Regions from separate parts of the Homo sapiens genome. Here region 2 is linked to region 1. A link is a loop called in an ENCODE intact Hi-C map of the cell type or tissue named here. Cell type or tissue: heart right ventricle. All regions are shown on one strand.

Region 1 (8,000 bases):
TGGATTTGAGATCTGTTCTCCTGTCTCCTCACTTGGCTGCTTCATGAATAAACCCTTTCTCTGCAGCAAAATTTGATGTCTCAGTGATTGGGCATATTGTGCAACAGGCAGAACAAGCCCAATTCAGTAACAAAACCAAATCTTCAAAATAGAGCAATGCTATTACCCTAGACTAAATGTTCTTAATATGAGGCTGGGAGCAGTAACCAGCCTCATAATTAAGAAGCTGTTTCGAAATGTAGGTGGGATTTTTCATTGTCACAGTGACTGGGGGTTGCTACTTATATTTCTTCTGAAATCTCTTTTTAAACTCAGCATTATGTTTGTGAAATTTATCAATGTCAATTCATGTAGATCTAGTTTATTTTTCTCACTGTATAGAATTTCATTATTTAATTATATCACAATTTAATTTAGTTACCCATTCTTTTGTGGTGAACATTTAGTTGATTTCCAGTTCCCTAAATTTACAAACCATATTGCTATGAATATTCTTTTTTTTTTTTTTTTTTTTTTAGCGACGGAGTCTTGCTCTGTCATCCAGGCTGGAGTGCAGTGGCATGATCTTGGCTCACTGCAATCTCCGCCTCCCAGGTTCAAGCAAGTCTCCTGCCTCAGCCTCCCAAGTAGCTGGGATTACAGGCACGTGCCACCATGCCTGGCTAATTTTCGTATTTTTAGTAGAGACGGGGTTTCACCATGTTGGCCAGGCTGGTCTCAAACTCTTGACCTTGTGATCTACTCTCCTCAGCCTCCCAAAGTGCTGGGATTACAGGCATGAGCCACTGCACCCCGCCCGAATATGCTTGAACATGTTTTCTTGTGTACAGATGTGAACATTGCTCTAGAGTATAATCTTTTTTTTTTTAATGAGACAGAGTCTTACTCTTGTCGCCCAGGCTGGAGTGCAATGGCGCGATCTTGACTCTCTGCAACCTCCACCTCCCAGGTTCAAGCAATTCTCCTGCTTCAGCCTCCCTAGTAGCTGGGATTACAGGCATGCACCACCATGCCTGGCTAATTTTTGTATTTTTAGTAGAAACAGGGTTTCACCATGTTGGCCAGGCTGGGAGTATATTCTTTAGAGTGGACTTTCTGCACCATCAGCTATGCACATCTTAAACTTTAATAGATATTATCAATTTGTTCTCAAAGTAATTGTACTAAGTGTATACCCAGAAAGATGGTCTTTTAGTGTACTGACTTACAAAGTTATGCTATGAGAGATGGATACCAGTATGAGAGAGAGTCCTCTCCTAGGTACTGTAAATGAAACATGAAGCTTCCTGGTCTGCCGCCAGGAATTCATTTTCCTCAGAGGGTGTGTCTGCATGGAACTCTGCTTCTGGAAGGGAACGAGGGAGAAAAAGAAAAGATAAGAAAAGGGTTGGACATGGTGGCTCATGCCTGTAATCCCAGCACTTTAGGAGGCTGAGGCGGGTGGATCACCTGAGGCCAGGAGTTCGAGACCAACCTGGCCAACATGGCGAAGCGCTGACTCTACTAAAAATAAAAAAATTAGCCAGGCATGGTGGCGGGCGCCTGTAATCCCAGCTACTCAGGAGGCTGAGGCAGGAGAATCACTTGAACCTGGGAGGCAGAGGTTGCAGTGAGCCGAGGTGGTGCCACTGCGCTCCAGCCTGGGCGACAGAGGGAGACTGTCTAAAAAAAAAGAAGAAGAAAGAAAAAGATAAAAAAGAAAAGACAAGAAAGGGAGAGCAAAGGACCAGGGACCTGATGAGAACATGAAATAAATGTTTTTTTTGCCGGTGTGACTTCTGATAATAGGCTGTACTGCAGTTCTGCCCAGATGTTGTGGGACATGAAGAAGCAGTTATATTTGTTTAGGTGGCTCTGTCTCTAGGCAGATTCTGACTCTTCTTTCTATTCCCAGTGTTAAGCCTCCATACCAGGACATTAACAGGCATGTAATAAACAGTTAGCTGAATGGATGAATGAGAGTACCCTGACACTGATATTATTTGTTCTGTTAAATACATATATTCTCACTGACTTGATCAAAACAAGAATTAAGGTTTCAATTGTGTCTGGCATAAAATAGAGAGTAGATAAATATTCTTTGAGTGGATAAAAGATAATCTAATTAATTTGAATTTAAACTACCTGAGCACAACCCTGTTAAATATGTTTTTTCTCATTGGCCTTAAGAAAAGAAAAAAGAGCCCAGAGCAGTTTGAACTATGTGAGGTATGCGGAATTTATCAGGCACAGAGAGATATGAGTTTGGGACTTCAGTCATGTCCCTACACCCCTGTATTAGTTAGTTCTCATACTGCAATAAAGACATACCCAAGACTCGGTAATTCATAAAGAAAAGAGGTTTAATTGACTCATAGTTCCGCATGTCTGGGGAGACCTCAGGAAATTTACAATCATGGTGGAAGGGGAAGAGGCATGTCTTACACAGTGGCAGGTGAGAGGGAGCGAGCAAGAGCAGGGAAAACTGCCCTATAAAACCACCAGGAGAACAGCATGGGGGAAACCATCCCCATGATCCAGTCACCTCCCACCCTGTGTGTGGTTCCTCCCCTCCACACTTGGGGATTATGGGGATTACAATTCGAGATGAGATTTGTGTGGGGACACAGAACCAAACTATATCAGTCGCCATGCTTGGGGGGCAATTGTTTCAAGTCACTTTGTCCCTTACTACCTGCTTCATCCATTTTCATGTTCTTCGAATTTGTGATACAAAGAAGAATGTATAGCCAATCAATAGCTTGTTATTGTAATGTAAGTTATCGGTAAACAATTTAGGAACTGCCTCTTCTTTTTTCTTTAAAAGCTACTTGTAAGTGCTGCTAATCAGAGCATATATTCAGGGCAATTTGAATCCATGCTCTCATGTGGCAGTCCTCAAACTTGGCTCAAATAAACTGTCTACTTATATTAATTTTGCCTCAGTTTTTCCCTTTAGGTTGACAATATTGCATCAAGTTGAATACTCACAGCAATTGTATGAACTAGGTAGTATTTATTACCGGCCCTATTTATACCTGAGGAACAGAGAAGTTGAACAACTTGTCCAAGATCACAGTTTCACAGCAGGAGGACCATTATTTGAAGCAGGCAGTCTGATTCCAGACACCCAGTTTTTACACGCTGTACTGTATTGTTTTCAAAACTCTAAGATTTCATGGATCTTTGATTTTTTTTTTAAATTTCACTTGTCCTTTTTTTTTTTTTGAGAACTACTACAACACGATGTGTGTGTGTATTCACACACATTTTTGGAAAATATCTGAAAAAAAACCCAAAGCACTTCACATGAATGGAGGGCCAAAGGAAGGGCTGGGGTACAGACGCCGTCCAGAAATACTTAAAAATAAATGTTTATACTAACACAAACTAGCAGCCATTCCCCTACAACCTGGAGTACTTTTTAACCCAATCTGTTTGGGATTGAGGGCGGGACTCCAGGGTCCCTGGGAGGCCCCGGCAGCCGCGCATGCTCAGAGCACAGGGACCGCTCCACCTCGTCCGTGGCCCTGCCCACCCAGGCCGCAAGAGCTGCCGGGACGGTCCCCATCTTCTTGGAGCGCTTTAGGCTGGCCGGCGGCGCTGGGAGGTGGAGTCGTTGCTGTTGCTGTTTGTGAGCCTGTGGCGCGGCTTCTGTGGGCCGGAACCTTAAAGGTGAGTAACTCTCGGTGGCTAATGAGAAGCTACAAAAGGGTCCGCTTTGCTGGTGCGCGACTGCGCGTTTCCGTTCTTTACTGCTTCTCGCGGCGTCCGTCCGCCCCTCGCCTTCCTCACGTTCAGGCCGAGCGCCGCGTGGGCCGCAGCCGGAGGCGGCGGAGCCGAGGGGGCGCGGGCGGCGGCGAGGCTGCCCCCGCGAGGAATGCGGGATCCTGGGGTTCCCCGCACGTGGCTGGTGCCCAGGCAGTTCCGCGGTTGCTTAGAGACGGGACTGTGGCTGCCCTCATCCCCATTGCGTCTTTTTTTTTTTTTTTTTTTTTTACCTCCACCGCCTTCTAGTCTCACCGAAGGCTTGTGGCCATCTCTGTAAAGTTTCTGGGGAGGTGGGCACGGGGTAAACGCCGGAGGGTTCTGTGGAGCCTATGGGACTGACTGGAGGCCAAAGAACTTTGGGCCGCAGATGTACACCAGCGTCACTCTTTTGGTCTGTTAGGGCCTTCATCGCTCACATCAGGTTTCAGTGTGAAACGGGAAAACGTGGGTAATATTTCATTTACAGTCGTACATTCTGGAAAAGTATCTGATGAAACGCAGTTCCAAAATTAGGCCAAATAGGTTTTGCAGGGTCTAAATAGTTATTTTATTTCATCGTTTGCTTTGTAGGGGGCCCTAGATCACGGTAGTAACTTAGGAGTGTAGATTGTGATAGACAAGACAATGCATAAAATTGAGTAATTTCTCTAGGGGGATGTGGATCACACAGTACCCCGTTGCAAGTGCTTCCTATGTGTATCCATGGTATCGAATGCAATTGCAGTGTGTCAGGGGATGCTTCCAGGAAGTGTACCTACATCAGTTCATAACTAGAGTCAACTAATGGCAATATTCTCGATGATTTGTTCACATAACTTTTGTACAGTTGGGATGACTGGGTGGCTTAGTAGAGTCCTGGAGGCAAGTACTTTGTAAGTAGAAGACTTGGTTTGTAATTTCTAGCAAACTAATAGCACAGCTTCCTTTTTTCATTGCAGTGCTAATGTCAGGAATACGAAACAGGAAACTGGCTATCCAATGTATTAGTAAATTAGTAGGCATACTCCCCAGTTTAATGTTGTGTTAGTATGACCACATTCTCCCATTTTTGTTTTCGTATGTTCCTTAGCATAGAGTATCTAAGGAACTGTAACATTTTTCACCTTAAAGTTATGATGTCTAACTTGGTAACAAGGTTTGGGTAAGTCAGTTGTGACTACATTTTAAAAGAAATGAGGCCGGGCGCGGTGGCTCACACCTGTAATCCCAGCACTTTGGGAGGCCGAGGCGGGTGGATCGCCAGAGGTCAGGAGTTCAAGACCAGTCTGACCAACATGGTGAAACCCCGTCTCTACTAAAAATACAAAAATTAGTCAGCCGCAGCCGTGGTGGTGGGCGCCTGTAATCCCAGCTACTCAGGAGGCGAAGGCGGAATCGCTGGAACCTGGGAGGCAGAGGTTGCAGTGAGCCGAGATCGCACCATTGCACTCCAGCCTGGGCAACAAAAGCGAGACTCCGTCTCAAAAAAAAAAAAAAAAAAAGAGGTGAACCCATACCAAACAAATGCACAGAGAGCCATGGTAATATACAGATAGATAGTTATCTGTTTAAAACTGGAAATGGTTGGTAAGTGATTGGAGTTTTTTTCCCTAAAGCTTGCTTGACCAGCTAAGTGAAGATAAACAGTTTCTTGTTATAGAAGATGGGGTAGTGATTTACTGAAAGACAAGTTTTTTATAGTTTTTAGATTTTTTCATCACTTATTCCAAAGTGTTGCTTTGTTGAGATATTTGAGAACTGAGTAAAGAAACTGAACCCGTGAAAATAGAAATTCTTGATTTTTTAAGAAAACGGGATATTAATACTTTGTAAACATTATCTTTCTATTCTTGAGTTTTATATAAAAAATAACTTTATGCTAATTTGGGAAATTTTACAGATAGCCGCAATGGCTGAAAATGGTGATAATGAAAAGATGGCTGCCCTGGAGGCCAAAATCTGTCATCAAATTGAGGTATGATTCCTGTGCTATAAACTGCAAAAACAAGTTCCTTGAAAGAAAATACAGAAAGAACATTTAATTCTAGTACATGGACATATTCAACATTTGGTTTGCCTTTGATTCTTAGATGAACATATAATAGCATACAGTTTTATATTGGTGGAGCCAGGTTGTGAAACTTAAGATGTACAAACATTTCAAAAGGTAACACTATAAACTAGAGTTACTTAATCTTTTTAAAATTTTAGTTTCATAGTCTCATATAAAATTTTAGCTTCATAGTCTCATATAAAATGAGAATAATAGTAGTTCCCTCCTCATAAGGTAGTTTGGAGGATTAGTGAATATAATGTTAAGTACTTAGAAGAATTCCTGACACATAAGTAACATAAAAGTCCTTGGTAAAGTACCTTCCCTGTTAAATAACACTATATTTTTGATGATCTTAGTTTTTTTCTGCCCAGTCAGTTCTCAGCTATTGTAACTTTAATATAGTTTTTTTTTTTTTTTTTTTTTTTGAGATGGAGTCTCACTCTGTTGGCCACGCTGGAGTGCAGTGGCACTATCCTGGCTCACTACAACAGTATTGGCTCACTGCAGCCTCTGCCTCCTGGGTTCAAATGATTCTCCTGCCTCAGCCTCCCAAATAGCTGGGACTACAGGAGCACGCCACCACACCTGGCTAATTTTTGTATTTTTAGTAGCGACAGGGTTTCACCATGTTGGCCAGGCTGGTCTCGAACTCCAGACCTCAGGTGATCTGCCCACCTCAGCCTCCCAAAGTGCTGGGATTACAGGTGTGAGCCACTGTGCCCAGCCAGTAACTTTAATATAGTATCTGTTTTCAAAACCCTCTTAGCATTTTTTCAAATTTAGGTATTATGTTTATGTTAACGTAATACCTCAAGTGATCCGTAGTACCTTTGCAGTACTGATGCAGGAGGATGGCTTGAGTCCAGGAGTTAGAGACCAGCCTGGGCAACATGATGAGGCCCCATCTCTACAAAAAAATTTTAAAAATTAGCTGAGTGTGTTAGCAGTTTACCTGTAGTCCTAGCTACTTGGGAAGCTGAGGTGGGAGGATTGATGGAGCCCAGAAGGTAGAGGCTGCAGTGGCTGTGATCATACCACTGCACTCCAGCCTGGATGACAGAGCGAGACACTGTTTCAGGGGGCGAGGGGAAGAAACTTGAGAGTCTTCGTGAGCATACTCTGGCTGGGGAGGCTGCCTGATTTGCAAATCGTTCTTTGTTCAATTAAACTCAAAAAGAAAAAAACCTTAAAATCTTTACAATATCGATAATGGTTGCATGGGAAATTATCTCTAAACTTAGGTTCTTGCTAAGAACCCCTCAGATCATATTGTTTGGTGTGGGGTTTTTCTGCAATTCTCAGAACTGCTTTTTTTTTTTTTTTAAGCTGCACGTCTCTGCATTTAAAATGTCTCATGTTCCTTTTTTTGGTATTAATTTCTTTATGACTATGAGGAGAAAAATTAGAAATTATTCATTCTGTGTTTAATACTTAGAACAATACTAAGATGTATATAGAAAAGGTTGTATCTCTCCCACAACCTGCTAACTCTCAAATCCTACTCTTCTGAGGTTATCAAGGTTAAAAGCTTTTGACACTTTGCTTCATGCTCATACTAATTTTTTTAGTGGACCTTATATTTTACAACAGTTCTAGGTTTACAGCAAAATTGAGCAGAAGGTACAGAGATTTTCCATATATCCCCTGCCTCCACACAAGCATAGTGCCTTCACCTTTTAAAACATCCCCCACCAGAGTGGTACATTTCTAACAATTTTATTTCCTTCCCTTTCCCCCGCTAAATATAGGATGCATTTTTGTGGAGAAAAGTTTTGTAATCAATAATCTTTTCATTCTCCTCTTTAATATGAAGGATGTTTCTAATTTTTTTAGCTGTAATCATTCTTTGACAAATATTCTTATATATAAATCTTAGTAAACATGTTTATTGATTTCTTCAAGGAAAATTCTTAGAAGGAGCCATACTGGCTCAAGGATTATGCACATTTAAAAAACACTGATAATTGTCAGTTTACATCTACCTGAATGGCTAGTTCTCTGTGTTCAAGTCAATACTAGGTAGTCTTGGTTTTCTTTCTAATCTTAGCCAGTTTGTTAGGTGAAAAATGCTGTCTCGTTGCTTTAAATTGTATTTCTTTGATTAACAATGAAATGAGGTTGGATTTTTTTTTTAGTTTACAGTACATTATTTATTTATTTATTTTTTGTGATGGAGTCTCACTCTTGTCTCCCAGGCTGGAGTGCAGAGTGCAGT
Region 2 (8,000 bases), 270 kb before region 1:
TGGTCTCAAACTCCTGATCTCAGGTGACCTGCCCCCCTCGGCCTCCCAAAGTGCTGGGATCACAGGTGTAAGCCACCACACCTGGCTGATTTGGGGTTGTCTTGTGCCAGGTCTTGACAATTTGTGGAGAGATATTAATATATTATTTGTCCTCAGATGCCTTTGAGGCTTGAGGACATTGATATGGGGGGGGGAATTAAAATGGAGTGATAATTGCTATAATACCATATAAAGGATGATATGAGAAAGAGAAAGCAACAAACTGTGCTTAAGGAAGGTGAGAAAGGTTTCAGAGAGAAGGCGGCATTTAGAAGCTTCCCACACAAAGAAAATATTCCAGGCACCAGGCAGAGCAGACATGTTCAGCACACATCGTACAAGGGAATTCAAGTTATCTGTATCTTTATAACCTTGAATATTCAGAGATGAAGACCAGTTCTTACCTAAGTCAAGTGCAAAGTCTAAGAGTAGTCCTCAAACAGAACAATAAAGGGGAAGGGGAACAAATTTTCATAAAGTGACAGCTGTGTATCAGGTGCCATGCTAGGCACTAGTGTATAGGAACAATTGAAGGCATAATTAAGTCTACCGATAGTCCCTGCTCTTCCTCAGTTCTTTCTCTTAAGCAAGAGTCTGCTTACTTTGACTCAGAGACCAGCCATCTTCATCAATTCAAAGGTGAATGAATGTTTAACTGCTTAGCTATTTATTCCTCTTCTCTGCAGTCTTTGATTCCCAGAGAATGCTGAACTGCCTAGGCATCCAGATTAAATACTGTGGCAGTAGTTCAGGCACATGCTCATCCAGACAATGCATATTTGGGAGATATTTAAGTTCTGTTCTACCAGGCAGGTGCATCTTCTTCTGAGTAAGAGCCACTAGGGTTTTTTCAAAGATCCACATTTGTATTCTGAACACAGGGAAACCTATGGAACTAAAGCTGCTTATTGATTACTTTTTTTTTCCTCCATCAGGTATGAAGATGATAAAAAAGAATGGGCTGGGATGTTGAAGGAAATACGTTATGCTTCAGGAGCTAGTTGCCTAGCAACACGTTTAAATCTCTTCAAACTGTCTAAACTGTGAACAAGGTGACAAAACATAATAGATTGGGAGGTGGTTTGTTTGGTGAATGGGGCTTTAATTTATTCTGTTTTTTAAAAGCTTGTACAGACACTCATGTAGAAATTATTCAAGAAGTTATTGTCTAAGAGATGAGCAGTAGGTAAGAAAACCTCAGTCATTGACTCTTCAATGTAATGATCAGAGTTTAAAACCATTTTCTAATAATAAATTAAATCTTCAGTTGAACAAATTATTTTGTGAATCTGTTTCACTCAATGGATTGTAAAGAAGGCTCCTAAATTTGAGTTGTTTGCTAATCATTTCATTTGCATCATTAGGGTATCCTTAAACTGATTTTCTATTACAATTGGAAGTGGAGAATATGTGCATCTACACTAAAAAAATGTTTAAGATATCAAAAACCTCTCCTCGTGCTTCAAAATGACAGGAATCCTGTGCATTATACTAAGAATTACATGCCATAAGATGACTTCAGAAATCCTACTTCAGAAGTGTAATAAATGGATGGGGAAATCGTTTGATGGGGAAAAGTCTCTTGTAAGTAAAAGTAGTCAAATTCAAATGGCCTTTTCTCTCCATTCTTTTTGCGACACTGGCGTATTATTTGTGGTTTCCAAATCAAATTTTTAAAATTTTAATTTAAAACCAGTAAATCACAGTCTTCAAGCCATTAACTACAGCATCTGTGGCAGGAGGGTGAGGGAGCACCCTTAGGAAATGGATTGATTCTTTAAACTGCTGGGACAGCAGTTGGGGTCAGTGGGTGATGTGGAGGAGGAAGTGTATTCACTGGTTTAAATTTTGGCTACACTCCATGAAAGGGCTACCTATTTGCTAAATTTCTGACAGCAAGGAAGGTGACTGTATTATTTCATTTTCTGGGATGTGATATCCTCCATTCACTGTTCCTTCTTAGTGCATATAGTAAGTTGACTCCTCAATCTGCTCATAACCATCACATTCAACTCTGTGCAAGTCATCAATTAATCATCACTTTTAGCCACACACCAACTTATGAGTCTCACATAGCTTTCATAGACATATATTTGACTTCTATCCTTACCCATATTATTTTCTGAAAAACCTGACTTGGGACTAATTTGGAACATTCATGATTATTTGTCAAGGAGTTGCATAAAGAACAGATCTAAGTGTCCATACACCTTTTTTTCTCTACCATAAATACAGAAATATATTTAACAGAAACAAGTTTTATTTTGGGTATTTAAAGTAGAATCCTGATTACTTTTCTATATTGAAAAATACTTTTCTTAAATTATAGCATGAATACAGAATCATGAAATTCCCAAAGTGGAAAATCCTACAGGTTCTTCAACAAATAAACTGTTAGGAAGAGGAAGGGGCACTTATAAAGACAGACTCAAAAGTGTAGAGGAAGAGGGGGCCACAGGGATAATGGTGTCCGGAAATGTACATCTGGGTGATAAAACTGTAAGAAGTACTTACTATAAAATCAGGATTGAGGTTAATTTTAGGGAGAGAATGCCAATCTACATAGATGTAAAATTAAGTTGTAAAAATAATGCTTCTTCCAGGGTTTGAGGATGATGATGTTCTGGAATCAGATATGGGTGATGGTTGCACAAATATACTAAAAACCACTGAATTATACACTTTTAAAGGGTGAATTTTATAGTATGGGATTTATATCTCAATAAAAAATGCTTTTGTTTATAACAATCTAAGTTATTTAGATAGAAAAATCATCAATCAAAAAATAAGAGTATCTATATAAAGAAAACCATTTGAATCAGATAGCCTAGAGCAAGGGTCCCCACCTGGGCCACATAGCAAGAGGTGAACAGTGGGCAGGCAAGTGAGCATTACCACTTGAGCTCCACCTCCTGTCAGATCAGCAGCTACCTTAGATTCTCATAGGGGGACAAACCCTATTGTGAACTGTACATGCGAGGGAACTAAGTTGCATGCTCCTTATGAGACTCTAACTAATGCCTGATGATCTGAGGGGGAACAGTTTCATCCTGAAATCATACCATCCCCCAACTGCTGTCCATGGAAGAACTGTCTTCCGCAAAAAGGTTAGGGACTGCTGGCCTAGAGAGAGTAGGAGATGTGACAGGTAAAAAGTTAGATCATGTGTAACAACTAGTGAAAGTATACCAGGGTTATTCAATCAAGATTTCCATGTACCACAAGTATATAATGACTAAATTTTTAATGATTTATATCCAAAGGAAACCCTTTATAACCCTCATCAGCCTAATCATTTTATTCTAAAGTTGCATAGTAAAATATTTTAACCTATTCAATGGTCTAGTTCTTGTTATCACTTGCTTGAGAAATGGAACACATTTCATGGAAATTAAACACTGAATTTAGCATTTCCACTAATATGACTATGAGGAAATTCAGAAAGAGGAAGAGACAATGAGAAATCTTTCACTTACTATTCTGATTTTGTTTTTCACAAAACGTTTTGTGAAGTTAATATTCCACAAAATCATTAAGTATTGGAGTTCAAATCATGCAAAGTCATTGGATATTTTAAACATGTACTTCAACTAAGCCTAAGCCAAACATCAGTGAAGCAATTTACATGCAAGACACAAATTTTAAAGCTATGCTTATGATTGAAGGCACTCCAGCTACCAACTTATTTTGAGATAGTATGAATTGAGAAGGTCATGGAGTCAGAAGATAGCCACGGTTCAGATGGTCAATTACCTCCACCACCACCAGGTGGCGTAACTGAGAGTAGTTAGGCTGTGGCCTGCTGAGCACAAAACCATCACTCTTAGAGGAAGGGTTGGGGATTATATCACACAGTAGGCCCTTAGTAACCATTTTATTGAATAAATGTGTTGTAAGACAGGGAGAAGCCATTATTCCCTCAATGTGTAGGATTACACCAGGTCAAGATGGTCCACTCAGCTACTACCCCATTTCTTTGCTTCCATTTAGGAGAAAATGTATCTCCTCCCATTTTCTCTTGAACCAGTCAGGCTTTCACATGCACCACTTCAAAACGACTATTTTCAAAGTACTAATGATTTTCATGTTGCTAAATTTAATAGCCATTTCCCATTTGTCATCTTTCCTGACCTATCAGCAGCATCTGATACAACTACTCACCTCCCCCTTGAAATGCTTTATCCACTTGGCTTCTAGGAAGTATTACTTACCTTCCTTCCTCCTACCTCATTGGCCATCCCTGCTCAGTCTCCTTTCCTGATTCCTCCTCTTCCTCTTAATCTTTTAATGTTGGGGCACTTGAAAACTCAGTCCTCAGACCTCTCCTCCATTCACACTCTTCTCTAATCTCATTTTAAGCGATTTCATCTACTCTCATGGCATTGAATACTGCTGACATTTATACATTTATATCTGGGGCCTGGACCTCTTCCCTGACCTCCAAGCTCATTTACTGAATTCTCTATTTGATATATCCACTTAGATGTTTAAAAGACATCACAAACTCAACATATCTAAAACAAACTTGTGATCAACCCCCACCACCTGCCCCCCATCTTGCTCTTCCTATAGACTATCCCCATCTTAGTTAATGCTAATGACATCCTCTTAGTTGCTTAGGACAAAAACTTAGAATTATCCTTGACTCCTATTTGTCTCATACCTCATATCCAATCAGTGAGCAAATTCTGTTGCCTTTATCTTCAACATACATCCAAAAAATCTGACTACTTCTTATTACCTCCACTGCTACCACTCTCTCCAAGCCACCATCCATTGTTGTCTGGATTATTGCAATGACCTCGTAAAGAGTTTTCTTTCTTACACATTTGCCTCATCGTAGTCTTTTCTTATCTCAACAAGGTAGCCAAAGTAACGCAGTTAAAATGTGAATTCATATCATTCCTTACTTGAAAAGCCCCCAATGGCTTCTCATCTCGCTCAGAGTAGCCAAGAGGTTGTATTTGACTCTGTTATCTCTTATCTTTTCTCTTATACACTCCCACCCCACTCCCCACTTGTTCTGCTCCAGCCACACTGGATCCTTTGTTATTCTCAAACATGCCAGGCATGTTCCCACCTTAGGACATTTGTACCTATTTTTTAATTGAGACAGGCCACTTTATTAAAATAGGTCCAAATGTAACACACGATAACATTCATTTTAAATAAAAACTACAAACATGACTTGACTTCTCCAAATATACATTCTCTCAGGTAGTCCATCCGAGCATCCTTTGTTGACAGTGCCATAGAGTTCCATTCAAACTGGGAAATCTGAAAATAAGTAATGTTGTTTGAATGAAAGTTTTAAAGCAACAACAAAAAACATTGAGGAAGACATATAAGCACTACTGATCAAAGCTGTAGGAATCCTATGAAATTAGTTTACATAAGGATAGCCTGTGAACCTCTACTGGAAGCCAAGTGGGTCCTTCTGACATTGCCTAGAATACTTTTTTCTGCTCCTTTCATCCTCCTTTTCCTACAATACCAATGATGGACATTTTTTCCTACATAGTCTTCTATATTCATACCTAGTTGTTTCCTCTGATAACTCTATCCATCTCTACAGTGCCTCTCTCCTTTGTAAGATATAGAAATCATAAGATATGGATATTCTAAAGACAATAAAATAAATGACAACTTTTATTTATTTATTTTTATGAGACAGGGTCTTGCTCTGTCACCCAGGCTGGAGTGCAGTGGGATGATCACGGCTCACTGCAGCCTCAATCTCCTAGGATCAAGCAATCCTCCCACCTCAGCCACCCAAGTAGCTACAGGCATGAGCTATTGTATCTGGCCTGTTTGAGTGATACATTTTAAAAAATATATTTAAAAAGGTAATTCTGGAACTTTCACATTAAAAGGAAGCACATGTACAGCTAGTGTCTCTGGGCTTTTTAGAGGCTGAATTACATGAGTATTTCATACCTGAATTACACGATACCCCAGAATTTCCAAATGTCGTTTTTTCATAGCAGATTTTCCTTTCATGTGAGGGATATTTCTACAAAGTGCTTTTGAATCCAAAAATTCCAAAGCAATCCTACATAAAATAAAAAAATATTTACTCCTAAAATCAGAATAAGAAACTGAATAATTACAAGCTTTTCAGAAACAAGATTGCATCTTTATAAACTAACAAAAGCCAATGAATATAAATGAGTATATCAAGTTATGTTTCTACTAAGAAATTAGTAATTGATGACAAACCTATTTAGTTACACAAAATTATTGTAAATATTTGTCTGCTTTCATCCATTTTTTTGGTCCAATATATATTTACACATGCCTACTACATGTAAACCACTGTGAGGGGTACAAATATGAAGCAACACAGCTTATAGTCTAACAGAGAACACATGATGTATAGTAAGTTACTGTAATGCAGTGTAGGAAGTGGCTAAGTGCTATGAGAAAAGTAGAGAGGTATGGGAGCGCAAAAGAAGATACTATTTTACTTCCAGTGGAGGACAATTCTTTTAGCACTTTAGTTAGGGAGATTGCTAGGCTTTGGACAGAAGAAGGGAGAACATTAAAGCAGAAAGGAGAGGAAAAGCAAAGTTACAAAGGTGGAATGCATGACATATGAGGAACAGATTCCACTACCTTCAATCCTTGATCACTGACTTCAGTATAGTACACCAAATTTAACATTTAGATATTAATACAATCTAAAACTAAGAAATAAATTACCTTTCAGCCCCTGGTGGCAGCCTTGATCCAACTATTTCGATATTTGATTCCCAGGGCATTTCTGGTAGTTGTCCCAATGCTATATTATGGCTTCCATACGGAAGAGGTTTTTTTCTTTTATCCAAGATACACTCAAAATCTTAAGGAAGCATAGAAACTGGTAGTATGAATTAGGTAAAGTCTTACAGATAAAAGTTTAAGATATATTTGAAATATATATGCATATAATATTTGTACACACACACACTCACAAAAGAATGACGAACCTCTCAGATTATCCAAGTTATTTTTATAAGATCTGGTCCAATGGCACCTCTCTTTGGAAATCAATCAATAAAAAAATCAACCAGAAGAATTACAAAACAATATTAAGTACTAGGCTACATTTAGCGCTGGGCTAGGCCAAATCACATTAAAGAGTTTCAATCTCTTTAAGGCTCTTGATTACATTTGGAGAAAGCTAAACCAACTCATCTGAAAATTAATAAAGAAAAAGATACAAGCATTTATCCTGTCTTTTCTACATGAATTGTACATAAGAGTAACTAAACAGTTGATATGGGAAAGTCCTTTTTAGACAAATTCCAGCTAATAAATGTAGAAGGCATGATAGATGTAGAATATCGCTACTTTACCACCCCTCTGAATGATGGATTTAGGCAATGAGTGATCATTAATAACTGCTAAAATCAGCAGGTGAAAAGCTGACAGGGGAACTTTCTGTTGAATGAATCAGCTGACAACATACGAACCCACTGATGAGTCTTAATGTATAAAAGACAACCAGGCCAGGCACAGTGGCTCACACCTGTAATCCCAGCATTTTGGGAGGCCGAGGCAGGCAGATTGCTTGAGCTCAGGAGTTCCAGACCAGCCTGGGCAACATGGCAAAACCCAATCTCTACAAAAAACTTAAAAAATAAGCCAGGTGTAGTGGTAGCTACTCCGGCTGAGGAGGCTGAGGTGGGCGGATCCCTTGAACCTAGGAGGTCAAGGCTGCAGTAAGCCATGCTTGTGCCACTGCACCTCAGCCTAGGCAGCAGAGCCAGACAAAAAAAAAAAAAAGGAAAGAAAGAAAAAGAAAAAGACAACCAGCCTTGTGTGCCTCCTGAGAGGATGCAGAAAGAAGTACAAGCCACTTATGAAGTTTTTGGCCAAAAAGAAAAACCTAAAAAAAAAACCTAAAATCTAATCAAATCTCTAGATATCACTAATGGTTTACAGCAAACCCAGGTTTACAGTAAAAACATTAAAAACTA

The links. Peaks named below come from ENCODE experiments on the same cell type or tissue, not always from the same donor. Only the 100,000 strongest peaks of a DNase experiment are listed, where the experiment ranks them.
Region 2: it touches region 1 in a loop (2.2-fold over the local background); 20 of 110 quality-filtered maps call a loop at or near these places.

Annotation. Positions count from the first base shown.
Region 1 is chr2:169,795,323-169,803,322 of GRCh38, forward strand. SSB (small RNA binding exonuclease protection factor La) reads left to right here and starts at 3,549. Exons shown (of 12, transcript NM_003142.5): 1 at 3,549-3,654; 2 at 5,630-5,704. The coding sequence starts at 5,639. LOC124907905 (a long non-coding RNA gene) reads left to right here. Exons shown (of 2, transcript XR_007087290.1): 2 at 1-71. RefSeq lists an enhancer at 3,332-3,832 and a silencer at 3,784-3,983. In heart right ventricle, no CTCF peak of the experiment used is centred here; a DNase peak (open chromatin) is centred at 3,549; H3K4me3 peaks cover 1,932 bases; H3K27ac peaks cover 1,515 bases.
Region 2 is chr2:169,524,611-169,532,610 of GRCh38, forward strand. It overlaps KLHL41 (kelch like family member 41), which reads left to right. Exons shown (of 6, transcript NM_006063.3): 6 at 975-1,648. The coding sequence ends at 1,086. It overlaps FASTKD1 (FAST kinase domains 1), which reads right to left. Exons shown (of 15, transcript NM_024622.6): 13 at 6,742-6,880; 14 at 5,977-6,091; 15 at 3,898-5,316. The coding sequence ends at 5,215. Among named protein-coding and RNA genes, the nearest start is that of KLHL41, 19 kb to the left of the region's middle. In heart right ventricle, a CTCF peak has its summit at 3,807 (motif pointing right); a DNase peak (open chromatin) is centred at 3,811.